2 separate regions of the Homo sapiens genome follow, and region 2 is linked to region 1. A link is a contact called in ENCODE Hi-C or POLR2A ChIA-PET data. All regions are on one chromosome and are shown on one strand. Each heading gives the region's core, a stretch centred on a gene start or an enhancer-like site at or near the end of the contact. The rest is flanking DNA. Distances are from core to core; before and after follow the strand shown. Region 1 holds the start of ZNF418 (zinc finger protein 418). Region 2 holds the start of ERVK3-1 (endogenous retrovirus group K3 member 1).

Region 1 (7,270 bases), core at 3,576-6,075:
AACCACAAACAGCTCCTATGCTGAGGTACCACAATCCACCTCTCCCACACCCCCACCCCCTTGCCCATCCTCCTCCCAAGATCCTCAGCACAGAGGAGAAACTAGTCCACTGGTGCCTTTGTCTCTTCGTGGGCCCACTGGTCACTCAGTATAGCCATCAGCAATTAAGAAGTAGGGGAAAAATAGGGATCTATGCTGTGCTTGTTTTTTTGTTTTTCTGAGACAGAGTCTCGCTCTGTCACCCAGGCTGGAGTGCAGTGGCATGACCTCAGCTCACTGCAACCTCTGCCTCCTGGGTTCAAGCAATTCTCTGCCTCAGCCGCCCGAGTAGCTGGGATTACAGGCACCCACCACCACTTCTGGCTCATTTTTGTATTTTTAGTAGAGACAGGGTTTCACCATCTTGGCCAGGCTGGTCTTGAACTCCTGACCTCGTGATCCACCCGCCTCAGCCTCCCAAAGTGTTGGGATTATAGGCGTGAGCCACCGTGCCCGGCTATGCTGTACTCTTAACATAAAAGGGTCCACCCCCTCCTGACAGCTAATGCCTGTGGTATATCCGAGCTCACATAAAGCCCAGTGCAGTTGCCTGGGTCCATTAGACGTACTCCCTCTCTAAATACACATCCTTCTTTTTTTTCTGAGATGGAGTTTCGCTCTTGTTGCCCAGACAAGAGTGCGGTGGCGGGATCTCAGCTCACTGCAACCTCCACCTCCCAGGTTCAAGCAATTTTCCTGCCTCAGCCTCCCAAGTAACTGGGATTACAGGCACCCACCACCACACCTGGCTAATTTTTGTATTTTTAGTAGAAATGGGGTTTCACCATGTTGGCTAGGCTGGTCTCAAACTCCTGATCTCAGGTGATCCACCCACCTCGGCCTCCCATAGTGCTGGGATTATAGGCATAAGCCACCACGCCCGGCCTTACACATCATTCTTTAGATAGCACAGGCACATGTCACGGCCAGCCCAACATGACATCCCCCAACCATCAGCTTCTTTTGAGCCTTAACACAAATTACAGTTTTGGTTTCTTTTAGTCAGGTTCTCCTTTGGTCGCCTAAGCTGGAGGGGAGTAGTGTGATCATGGCTCATGGAAAGTTCAAACCCCTTAGCCCCAGGCCTCAGCCTTCTGTGGAGATGGGATCTTACGTATGTGCAACATCAACCACTTTCTTTTAAGAGATGGGGTGTTGCTAAGTTGCCCAGGCTGATCTCAAACTCCTGGCCTCAAGCAATCCTCCCACCTCAGCCTCCCAAAGTGCTGGGATTACAGCATGAGCCTTCAAGCCTGGCCAACAAAGTATTTTAATCCCCTTCTTTTCCTTCTACTGCTCTGAGTGGGATTCTCCCCTTAGGGTTATAGTGTTGGGGAAACAATTGACACCTGAGACTGTACATATGCCATCCACAGCAATTTCAAAATCAAATAACTCACAGCCTGGCAGAGAGGGCCACATGGGGGTTGCACTGTGGACAACAAATGGAAACCAGGGACAGTGTTATGCACACTTTGTAGGATGAAGAGGGTGTGATAGCCCCTGATTTCTCAGGAGGGTGCCACTGACTTGCTTAAATAATTCTGAGTAGAAATGGAATTGAAACCCAGTACAAAGTATAATAACCAGAAACTGTGCCTGATCCCTTAATGAAAAGGGTTGTTAGGCCAGGATACATTATCCAATAGAACAGAGTGGGAAGGGGATTTGTGCTCAGGCCATTTGAGGTCATACAGTATCACCACACACCAACGTTGCACATCACATTGGCCTTTCATTTTCGGCCTTATGCCACAATGTGGCTGACAGAATTCAGAGTATGCTTGGCAAATTCAAACAGGATCCAATATTACCACAGAATTCTCATGGCTCCCAATAGCAATGCAGTCCCAAGTCATTCTATGAAGGCCTTCTTGCATGGCTCCACATCCCCACAGAACCAGGTGGGGCTTTAGATATCCATGGCCCTATTCCACTTCTGTGTTGCACTTGGTGACCCCTCTACAATGACGACTTTCCTCTGTCCACCTAGAGTCATTTAAATCCCACTCCCTTGTTATGGAGAATGGTCTAAGAAAAGTGGAAAACAAAAGAAAAAAATAAATAAAATCCCAGCCCATCAGCTGTCCACCCCAGGCCCAATGTCTGTCACAGATAACCAAATTTACCCTGAGCATGTATCCACCAGGCCGAATGAAAACCCCCAAGCACCAACAAAGTTTTCTCAAAATCTTGGTGAGTCCACAGAGTGGTGAATAAGTACCAGCCTTGGCCCAAGTGTCATCTTCCTTCAATTATTTCTATGCTTCTGCTTACATCTCTTATCTATTCTACCCTTGGAAAGCCTATGCCCCCTGACAAACCATGTTGTCTGACATACCCTATCTTCATGAGCCCTTGCCTCCTTCTCCTGTGGCAATGTCAGCCAGGGACCCAAGCAAGAAATTCAGCCCTCAGCCTGCAACCACCCCTTCCTGGCCCCCACAAAAGATTTACCATGAAAATTTGAAGTGTGTCAATGTCATAATGGAGGCTAAACTATCTCAGACTCTTAACATGGTCAAAACAACATTCTTCACATCCCCAATGAATATTATACCTACTATGTGCTCATCTCAGTTGATGCAGCTTCCATCACTGCAGATGCTAAGACCAAAAACCTGGTGGTCATACCTGATTCCCCTTTCATGCCCTCACAGTCTATTAGAAAATCTAGTTACCGACCGGGCTTGGTGGCTCACGCCTGTAATCCCAGCACTTTGGGAGGCCGAGACGGGTAGATCACGAGGTCAGGAGATCAAGACCATCTGGCTAACACGGTGAAACCCCATCTCTACTAAAAATATTAAAAATTAGCCGGGCATGGCCGGGCTTGGTGGCTCATGCCTGTAATCCCAGCACTTTGGGAGGCCGAGGCCGATGGATCACGAGGTCAGGAGATTGAGACTATCCTGGCTAACACAGTGAAACCGTCTCTACTAAAAAATCCAAAAAATTAGCTGAGCATGGTGACGGGCGCCTGTAGTCCCAGCTACTCGGGAGGTTGAGGCAGGAGAATGGCGTGAACCCGGGAGGCAGAGCTTGCAATGAGCCAAGATCGTGCCACTGCACTCCAGCCTGGGCGATAGAGCGAGACTCCCGCTCAAAAAAAAAAGGAAAATCTAGTTGCCATTTTACAAACTGTGAATCTTGAATCCAGCCACAGCTCCTTACTCATTAATATGGTCCAGTAACCCTCACCTGCATTATGGCAGGAGTTTAAACTCTGATCCTCCTTCCTCCTCCCTCAAACACAGTGTGTTCTCTTCTTTGCAGCCAGATGATGCCTGCAGACAAATGGGACTGTGGTAACATCACCTCCTCGCCGCCCTCTTGCCTCCCCACCGAATTTTTACCTCTAAGCATTTCATGACCTGGTACCAACTCTGTAGTTAACCTTCAAAGTATGTTTACATGGGTTGACAGAAATGGGAATACCTCCATACATCCTGTGTCATGGACTTAGGATTCTGGGTTTAGGGTTTCTCCAGTGTTCTCAGATCAAAGGACTGAAAAAATGGCAAGTAAGAGTCCCAGGACATCACAAGCTAGAGAACATGTGAATGGGGAATAAGGCCAGTGAGGGAATGGAACACCCTCTAATTCCCTCTGTGGGTTCCTTTTTTTGAGCCAGAGTTTCGCTCTTGTTGCCCAGGCCGGAGTGCAATGGCTCACCGCAACCTCTGCCTCCCGAGTTCAAGCAATTCTCCTGCCTTAGCCTCTGAGTAGCTGGGATTACAGTCATGCGGCATCACCACGCCTGGCTAATTTTGTATTTTTGTTAGAGACGGGGTTTCTCCATGTTGGTCAGGCTGGTCTCGAACTCCCGACCTCAGGTGATCCGCCCGCCTCGGCCTCCCAAAGTGCTGGGATTACAGGTGGGAGCCACCTTGCCCGACCCCCTCAGTGGGTTCTTTACGTGCTTTTGTAGCCAGGAGTGTCTGAGGGGAAAGCAGACGTTACAAAGGGGATCTGATAAGCTCAGGTCTCCTTGAACCTTTTCTTATCGCTGGAGCCAGGTGACCTCAGACTGGTTGACCTGCGTGTCTCAGTGCAAAATGTCATCTCTACCACCTATGTGATCTATCAACAAAGGAGTCAACCTCCCAGAACCCTAAGGTCCTCATCTCCTCTACTATGTTCTTCCTTTGGCCTTTGGGAAACCTTAAAAGCCTGGACTTGGATCGCATCCCTCCTTTCTTCGAAACTCTCCATGGCTTCTAGCGTCTTCACAGCGAATACACAGCCCCCAGCCTGCTCTTCCAGGAGAAGCTTCGCCTCACACGTTGTTCCCTACAGGCGCCTGTGGACCCCAGGTTCCATCCTCCCGGGTCTGTCCTCCAGGCCATAGCCCGCGCCGGTCCCTGTGCCTGTCGCTCTCCCCACCGCATCCCACAGGTGTCAGAAACAAGGACCTCTCCCGCGAACGCCTCAGTGTCCCGACGCCGGGTCCGGGCTGCAGACCTGTGAACAGTCGCCGCTCTCTCGCTGCTTCAGGATTCGGGTTAGGATGAGGTGACCTGAGGGCAGGGAAGGCACAATTACCTGAGCCGGGAGCCTCAGCGCGGCCGCCGCCATCCCGAGTACGCGGGGAAAGCACTGCCGGGAGCGGCGGGCGCCGTTACGGGGCCTAAGATCTGCCTCTGTGCAGCAAGAAGGACTCTTCACCTTCTGGGTTCAGACACCGCGGTTCGGACCCATAGCTCCAGCGCCTCTCACCTCACAAACCGCAGAAACACACCCAACATTAACCAAAATGGTCGCTACCAGAGAACGCTGAGAATCCCGCCACTACGTTACGTGCGCACACAGAAACGCCTTTATTCTGAGCCCTTACTGGTTCTGTTGCGCTGTCATTCAATGTAGAGCTTTCTGGGTAATGTAGTTCCCCAGGTTCCAAGGTAGTAAAGCTGCCGCTTCCCAAAGGCGCTTCTGCAGGGAAGTCCCAGCCCTACCTCAGGGGGTTCATTAAAGCGCGTACCCTTTTAGGGCAGAGGATGGTCTCGCCCCTCCTTAGAGGCCATATTGAGATTCCTGGGGAATCCCTGTTTGTAACTGACCACCTAAGTGTTTGCAAAAATATTAATTCACATTTCTGTAAATTCAAGCTCCCAGGCGCTAAAAATACTGTGAAGGCCCCCAAAGGCTACAAATCCAAATTCGTGTATCACTTTATACAATCGTTTAGACACAGAATGCTTGCACTGGAAGCAGAGGCTGATAAACATTACTCTGTTATAATTCACATGAATGCACTCTTGTTACCGGATAGAATGTCTTGGCTGTGAGTTGTCCAGTTGTTGGCGCATTGAACAAAGAAGTGAACAAAACACACAAAAAAAGCAACGAAAGAACGGACCAATGAAAGCGCAGATTTATTGAGGGGAAAGTACACTCCACAGAAGTGGAATGTAGGTGTGGGAGCAGGCGACCAAGCGGCTCAAGAACCCCGATTACAATGTTTTTTAGGGTTTTATTAGGTTGGTGCAAAAGTAATTGCGGTTTTTGCCATGAATAAGCTAGAATTTTATAATACCCCAAGAGTTCTTTAAAGGCCTCCAATCCTATGAAGGACTGGTGCACAACCAATCAGAGGCTGAAGTGGAGACTTCTGTCTTGTTACCACAGGAGTGAGGACGTGGCCTGTGTGCTGCCTCATCTTGCCTAGAACTAGCTGCACCTGCTGTTCTTTTGCTTATGCCTTCATTCTTGGTTACCCTAATTCCCTATTCTCCTGCCTCACTCTGAGGCATTAGAGTTGGTTTTTCAGTCTGCCAGGGACAAAAGAGAACTAATCCAGATAGGACCATGCCAAGGAAGATAGAGGAGAGGCTAAAGAAAGAGTACAAAGGTCAATCAGTCGTTCCCATGGAAAAACAACTCTCCTGCTTATATAGTCAATTATTGTGTCCAATTCATTCAGCAAAACATTTATTCATGTAATATCCCTTACTTGGTATTCTAACTTATATTTTCAACTCATTTTAGGAACTTGAAGTCAGTCTCAGGTAAAGAACAATGAAAGAGAAATCTCAGCTTGGTATTGGTAATGGTGGTGATAATCTCCACCTGGAGACACTAGGCGTATGTTAAATTATCGAGCTTGTTATCTTTCCTGGGAAGTGATTATCATTTGTTTCTCTTGTGACAGCGGGGAGTGTTCTGCATGAGGAACTAATATGATACCAGAAAAACAGGTGAAATGCCAGTTACAGAAACTTATTACCAACGACTATCTAATAACTGCGATGACAGAAATAGGTCAATTGAAACATGAGTGGATGGTGAAAAAAATTTACACTTCACAGAAGTTTTTCTTTCTTTTTTTTTTTTTTTTTTTTTGAGACAAAGTCTCGTTCTGTCCCAGACTGGAGTGCAGTGGCGCCATCTTGGCTCACTGCAACCTCCACCTCCCGGGTTCAAGCGATTCTCCTGCCTCAGTCTCCCAAGTAGCTGGGATAACAGATGCCTGCCACCACGCCCAGCTAATTTTTGTATTTTTAGTAGAGACAAGGTTTCACCATGTTGGCCAGACTGGTCTCAAACTCTTGACCTCTGACCTGCCTGCCTCCTTCTCCCACAATGCTGACATTACAGGCATAAGTCACTGCTCCCAGCTGACTTTACAGGTGTTTGTTTGTTTGTTTGTTTGTTTTGAGAAGGAGTTTCACTCTTGTTGTCCAGGCTGGAGTACAATGGCACAGTTTCAGCTCACTGCAACCTCCTCCTCCTGGGTCAAGCAATTCATTCTCCTGCCTCAGCCTCCCAAGTAGCTGGGATTACAGGTGCCTGCCACCACACTCAGCTAATTTTTGTATTTTCAGTAGACACAAGGTTTCACCATTTTGGCCAGGCTGGCCGCAAACTCCTCACCTCAGGTGATCCACCCGAGGTGGCCTCCCAAAGTGCTGGGACTACAGGTGTGAGCCACCTCGCCCGGCCCAGAAGTTTTAACAGTGATGTCTACGAAGAGATGGAATTAAGGTCAGCATGTGATTAAAAATGTCCCCCTTGTTGGTTTTGTCATTGAGATTTTTTTTTCTTTATTAAAAACATTGAACAATACCAAGGTGGAGAAAAATTGTGCCTGTTCACCTACCTACTTGGGAGGCTTAGAGGGAGGATCACTTCTGCAAAGGAGTTTGAGGCCAGCCTGGGCAGCAGAGCAAGACTCTGTCTCCAAATAAATAATTTAATGAATAAGTAAAAACAGAAGGTGAAATCTGCAGTA
Region 2 (6,509 bases), core at 4,010-6,509, 370 kb after region 1:
ACCATTTTATAGATAGGCAAAATTTGGCACAGGACAAAAGTTAGTGGTAACTAGAACAAAAGTAACCAGCCCAAGCTAGGAAGTGGTGGAGTTAGAATTTGATGTCAGCACCCAGCTGACCATGGCTTAAACAGATGAGGCTTTGTTCAAAGGCTGTCTTTTCAGTGGCTCAGCTGTGTCACAGTCGATGTTTTCTGCAATCTCTCAACCTTTCCATTGTGGTCATGAGGAGACTCCTATGGCTCCAGCCATTGCATCCACAGTGAAGACTGAAAGAAGGGGGAATGGGCAGGCCAACACTTACCGCTGATGGTGTTTAAAGGAAAAACATTCCCAGAAGCCTGCAGCACATGCCCCCCTTAGTCTCACTGGCCACAGATGGGTCAGGGGGCCACCCCTAATAACAACGGGGCTTAGAAACCTCGTATTTACCTTTCTAACCTCTGTGGTGGAGACAGGTGGGAGAGAAAAGTCCTGGGAAGTGGATGATGGAGGCAGCTAGCCGTAGCTGCTGCTTTTCTCTTCAAGCTCTTGGGAGAATTGCTTGTGCTCCCTATTCCCTTGGTGGATGATGGAGGCAGCTAGCCGTATCTGCTGCTTTTCTCCTTCAAGCTCTTGGGAGAATCGCTTGTGCTCCCTATTCCCTTGGTGGCAGCTCACACCTCAGACCTGCTGTCCGCCCCCACTGCTTCACAGAACCCACTGCAACCACTGTCCAAGGTACTACCTCTGGTGTCGTCTCTCTTCATCCCCAGGACTGTGAAGCCTGCTAACCTCTTTGCAGAGCTCCATCTCCTTGCATTGTGGGGTTCCTTCTAACTCTTCAGGGACTTCTCAACCTCCCGTCACCCTTCCTAAATGCTGGGGTCCTAGAGTCCACCTTGTGCTCCACGCCCTCCCCAGGTGTCATCTACATCCCTAGCTTTGTGCTGCTCACCACCAAATCAGTCTGGTGCTTCTGAGATTTGGGCTTCAGACCCAAACAACTGCTGTGTGCTACTGGGCAACTCCCCGAGGTGTGCCGAAAGCTCCCCAAACCCAGCCTACCCCAAACAAAACTCATTTTCCACCCAGACTAGTCTCTGCTTCCCTGATCCCTTTCCTGGAGGCTGTTTCCACTTGCCATCCCATCATGGAAGCCAGAAAACCAGTCTTCTTGACCTCTCCCCTTCCCCACTCCATGGAGTTAGAGGTCCTGTTGATTTTGCCATGTAAACATTTCGGATTTGCTTACTTCATCCCCACTGCCACCAACAGTGCAGGATGGCCCTAAGAGGAGAAGTAATGTGCTACCAAGTGGCCCAGCCAGAGTGTGAACCAAACAGTCTGGTACCAAAACCCTATTCTGGATCATTCCTCCTTTCTGCTCCACCAGCAGTTTGGGGCACAGGCTTGGGAATCCAGACAGGAAAGCTCCTCCCCTCTGAAGCAGTGGGACCAAAAATGACAGCATGGTTCTAGACAGCTCTGGAAGTCAGGCCTGTGATTGCCTCATTCCCTCCACCTTGGCCCCCAAAATGGCCAGTCCTGAAGGGGTCACAGTTGATACTTCTCTGAGGGGGCATGGGGTTGGCTGAGGTTATAGCAGCCCCACAGGGTGGTAAGCTGGGATGAAGCAATCAACTGGAACTCAACAAGCCTTGAGTTCTCAAAGGGGGTGTGGGAAGGTTCTTATACATCTTCTATGAAGGGCAGTTTATCAGTCACTAAATTACAAATACATAAACCCTTTGTCTCACCAAACCTGCTGGGAATGAATCCTACATATATATTTATATGTGTGCAGGCTACATGGTTTTCATTATGCTATTGATTTTAAAAGTAAAAATTTGGAAAGAACCTCCATGTCCACCATGGGGAACTGGCTAAGTCATTTATGGTGGAATGGTGATCATAAAAATTCATTAAAAATGAAGACTCTATATACAGCTTGAATATTCCTTATCGAAATGCTTGGGACCAGAAGTGTTTCAGATCTTTGCATATTTTCTGTTTCTCATTTCAGTTCACATTTTCTAAGCATGATATTCCTACTGATTTCCTTGTAGATATTTTGAAACAGATAAGAAACTCCTCCGTGGAAATTACTGTTAACTAGGGAAAAGACATGTTTTTTTCTGTTCATAAAAGTAATGCGAGTTCTTTGTAGCAAAACTTGGAAAATGCATAAAAGTAAAAAAAAAATGAAAACTTGTGTAAAATTCCTCATACTTTAGCCATCCATAGATGGTCCTTACCATTAGGATTTTACTAATTTTCCTTGCAGCTTTTTCTTAAAATATACACGTGTGTCTACACATACATAGTGTACACTAAATTTTACATACACACAGAGGAATATATATGTGTATAGTTATCTTGTGTTTAGAAATTTGGAATCCCTTCTAGTTGTCTTGTAACATGTGCTTACTCTATTTTGAGGATTTTCTCTATGAATTTCATGTAGCTCTTTAAATTAACTTTCAGGAGGATTGTAACAATGTGCTCTCCACCCAGTATTTTACCAGCCTTGAGTTTTCTCAAAGGGGGCATTGGAGGGGTTCTTATACATTTACAGTGGGAATGTGAATTGATACAACTTCTGTGGAGGGCAGTTTATCAGCCACTATCTAAATTACACATACATAAACCCTTTGTCTAAGCAAACTTGCTGGGAATAAATCCTACACATATATTTGTATGTGTGCAGACTGTTTGTACATGGTTTTCATTATGCTATTGATTTTAAAAGTCAGAATTTGGAAACAACCCTCCATGTCCACCATGGGGAACTGGCTAAGTCATTTATGGTGGAATGGAGATCATAGCCTTAAAAATGAAGACTCTTTATATACAGGTTGAGTATCCCTTATCCAAAATGCTCAGGACCAGAAGTGTTTCAGATTTCAGATTTTTGAATTAGGGATCCTCAAACTATACTAATGTGAGAAAGAGCTCTAAGATAGTTAAGTAGATAAAAGCAAGGTGTCAAACTGTAGAGTATGTTTCCATTTATGTAAAGAAGAAACAGGCTAGGCAAGGTGACTCACGCCTGTAATCCCAGCACTTTGGGAGGCCGAGGCGGGTGGATCACCTGAGGTCCGGAGTTCAAGACCAGCCTGACCAACACGGTGAAACCCCATCTCTACTAAAAATACAAAAGCTGGGTGTGGTGGTGCACACTTCTAATCCCAGCTACTCCGTAGGCTAAGGCAGGAGAATCGCTTGAACCCAGGAAGTGGAGGTTGCAGTGAGCCAATATTGTGCCATTGCACTCCAGCTTGGGCAACAAGAGCGAAACTCCATCTCAAAAATAAATAAATAAATAAGAAACATTTGTTTATATGTACACACATAATCTCTGAAAGGGTAAAAGTGGCATACTGGTTGGCCAGAAGAATTGGGAGGACAGTGATGAGGAATAATTTTCACTCTTTATCATTTTATATTTTTGGAATTTTGAAACATGTAAAATTATTACCAGTTCAAAAAATAAATTTAAACAAAAATCTTAACTGTTTCAAATTAAAGTAAGTTTGATAATTTCTTTCATTGTTTACTGTCTGCATCCCCCATACAGTGTTCACATGAGCAGAGAGTGTGTGTCTTGGTCATATTCATACTTGTTCTATATATACTCGTGTGTGTGTGTGTGTTCAGTTGACAGAAACAGTTGAGTGTAAAACAGCTTCAACTCGATGATACCAAAGATACAAGATAAAGGTCCCTGGAGGGTGGCTGTAGCGCACACATACATTTCCAAGTTACTTTGTTAAATTTCCTGTATCAATGAGCCCCAATTATGAGAGCCCCCTACATACAAGTTTTAGCCAATAGCCAAGTCCCCCATTTCCAGTGTTATCTTCATGTCCTCCAAGGTATTCAAGTTGTTTCTGCAATGGGTAACTGGGAAGAAATCAGCATCCAGTCTGAAAAGCAGTCTCCCATAGGTCTTTTGTAAGGAGATCCAACATGGACATCTTCCAGAATGCACTGTACAACATGGTAGCCACTAGTCATGTATAGCTATTTAGATGTAAATTTTTTTAATTAAAAAAATTTTTCATTTATAGCAACAGGGACTCACTGTGTTGCCCAGGTTGGTCTCGAATTCCTGGGCTTTAGTGGTTCTCCCACTGTGGCCTCCCAAAGTGCTGGGATTACAGGCGTGAGCCACCATGCCCGGCCCAGAGCTGATAGAATTTTTAAAGTCCCCCTGTGATGATCTGACTGTGGTAGGAGTAGGGAGGTGTAACCCGAGTCAGTATGCACATTGGGAGCCTCCTCCACTAGGTCATACAGGCCTTCTGCGTGTAGATGGAATTATCATGTCCCACACTGTACCCCGGCACCTCCCTCGATTAAGGTGATTTGCATCATGCAGGGCCTGCCTGTTATCAGAGAGTCTCCTGGACATACAGAAATAGGAATGTACAGGGACTGCATACACCTGTTGCTCAATTTCTAGCTAAATGGCTGGAGGTGGGGGATAAAGAAATGGCATTCATACGGTGTAATACTAGCCATGTTTCAGAAAGTTTTCAAAAAATGTTTAGTGGAGAAATGTGCAGGGTCAGTGGAAGAAAACCTGTAAAATTATATTATGATTGTTTTATACTCTATACGGACAAGCCTAAATTGGAGGGCATTTTGGAAAACTCGCTTGGATACATGAAAACTGCCAAGATCATTATAAAGAAACAACAGGATCCATTCTAGATTGAAAGCAACTTGAAATGAGACAGTAGAGTGTAATGCGTGTTTAGTTTGTGCTTGAATAAAAGACGAAAACTACGTAAGACATTGGGACAACTGGAGAAATTAGCATATGGGCTGGGGATTGGGTACAGGCTTCAATGTCGTTACTTGGGTGAGTTGAAGAATGTACGTGTTCTTAGGGGACATCTGCTTAAGGATATACAAGGTTCAGGGGGGAAAAATATCTCCAAACGATATACTTTTATATCTATGTGTGTACATGTGTGCGCGTAGAGAAAGAAAAAAGTACATACGCTGTATATTTCAAAGAACATATAAAACCATGGATGTCAATATACTTCCCTTCCGGTGCGCTGCCTGCGCAGAACCGAGAGGTTCTGACGATCCGCAGCTCCCACGCTCCCCTTCCGGCCCCGCAGCGCTGTGAACTCCATTTCCCAGAAGGCCTTGTATCCCGTGCATGGCCGTTTCCAGGCAGGAAGGCGAAGGGCCTTCTGGGAGGTGAGGTCCTGGGCGGCCGCTGGCCACCAGGCGGAAGTGCGTACCGGAAGTGCCGGCGGCAGTGTGTAAGACGCTCACGGGCGCGCGGACTATCGGGCGGCTAGGCTCTCTGAGGAGGCTGCCACAGTGGTGAGTGGTGTGTGGAGGAGAGGCGAGGGTGATTGTGAGGGATGGAGAGGCGCCCGTGGCCTAAGTGTGCTGATGGTGGGAGTGAATGAGTGGACGGGTGGGACCTGTGAGGGGAACGCGACCCCGGGTCGGCGCGGGCAGAGAGGCGCGCGGTGCGTGAGGGCGCGACCTGCCATGTCCTGCCGGGTGTCACCGCTTATGCGCCCGTGGGAGGGGAGCATTCTGTGTTGGAGGCAGAAGGAATGAGGGTCGTGACCAACTCATTATACCACTGGAGGCTCTATGAGCAAACCGCAAACTGTTCTCATGAAAGCAGGATGTTGGTAAACTGACAAACTGCGTCTGCCGCCAGAAGGAATGCTGGGGGCAGTCATGTCCCAGGTCCCCTGCTCCTTGAGGTTATCTACAGGAACATCTGGAACCTGCTGAACAAAGAAAGCAGTCATGTGGGCCTGTGTTAAATCAAATAGCTGACCGTCAGTTACCCTTTCCTCCCTATTCAGTCTACCTAACAAATATGAAGGGCTGTAAAAGCTCAGGGCCCTGTTCCCTAGAATCTAGGAGCCCCCTGACCCCTTCTTTCAAACAGATCCTTTTGTCTTTGTCTTCATTTCTGCCTTCGTTCTCCTTCGTTTGGTCCAGAAGCAACCGTGACAAGTGGTGCCCGACCAGGGACCTGAACGAGGAAGGTCTGCCAGAGCAGAGAAAGTGAAACTGATCAGACGAACTACGAACCCCTGGACGGGAGAGTCTGCCGGCGGAGAATATAAGGTCAGTTCCCTGAGAAGGTATCGGGAGCGGGAGGTTTCTGAATCAGGGTAACATGGGGCAGAATCTGTCTGTTGAGGAGCAACATTATGTGCAGCTGCTTAAAGTTTTACTTAAACAATCTGGTGCTCGGGTTAGTTCTCAAACATTAAGCTTCTGCAGGAGGTTATTACACATAACCCATGGTTTCTGCAGACAGGTACTCTTGCTGTGGAAAATTGAGACTGAGTAGGAGAAAGATTGAAACGAGCTCATCAGAAAGTTCTTAAAGTGGATCCTTCTATTTTCTCTGCTTGGGGTTTGGTCTGTACTGTCCTCCTGCCATTGTCCTCTTCTTATTCTGCCAGACAGCAGGTGCTATGTTCTGAATCTCAAAAATTGAAAGAATCTTTTGTCTCACCAGCAGCGCCCAT

What was found. A loop is a pair of places that touch in the nucleus more often than their neighbours do. ChIA-PET counts read pairs that join two places held with the same protein, here RNA polymerase II (POLR2A). Pooled maps may share reads with other maps.
Region 2: a loop to region 1 is called in a pooled map, with 3 times the contacts of the local background. The contact joins the promoter of ERVK3-1 here to the promoter of ZNF418 in region 1. A Hi-C loop is called at or near these places in 6 of 50 pooled maps. POLR2A ChIA-PET finds 5 or more read pairs at or near these places in 2 of 52 experiments (CD4-positive, alpha-beta T cell and H1).

Annotation. Positions count from the first base shown.
Region 1 is chr19:57,930,577-57,937,846 of GRCh38, forward strand. ZNF418 (zinc finger protein 418) reads right to left here and starts at 4,826. Exons shown (of 6, transcript NM_133460.3): 1 at 4,585-4,826; 2 at 3,241-3,326. The coding sequence starts at 3,246. RefSeq lists enhancers at 4,229-5,111, 4,704-4,793.
Region 2 is chr19:58,300,118-58,306,626 of GRCh38, forward strand. It overlaps ERVK3-1 (endogenous retrovirus group K3 member 1), which reads left to right and starts at 5,260. Exons shown (of 4, transcript NM_001396080.1): 1 at 5,260-5,328; 2 at 5,971-6,099. ZNF8-ERVK3-1 (ZNF8-ERVK3-1 readthrough (NMD candidate)) reads left to right here. Exons shown (of 7, transcript NR_144447.1): 5 at 5,971-6,099. ZNF8 (zinc finger protein 8) reads left to right here. Exons shown (of 4, transcript NM_021089.3): 4 at 1-2,674. RefSeq lists enhancers at 4,982-5,251, 5,466-5,966.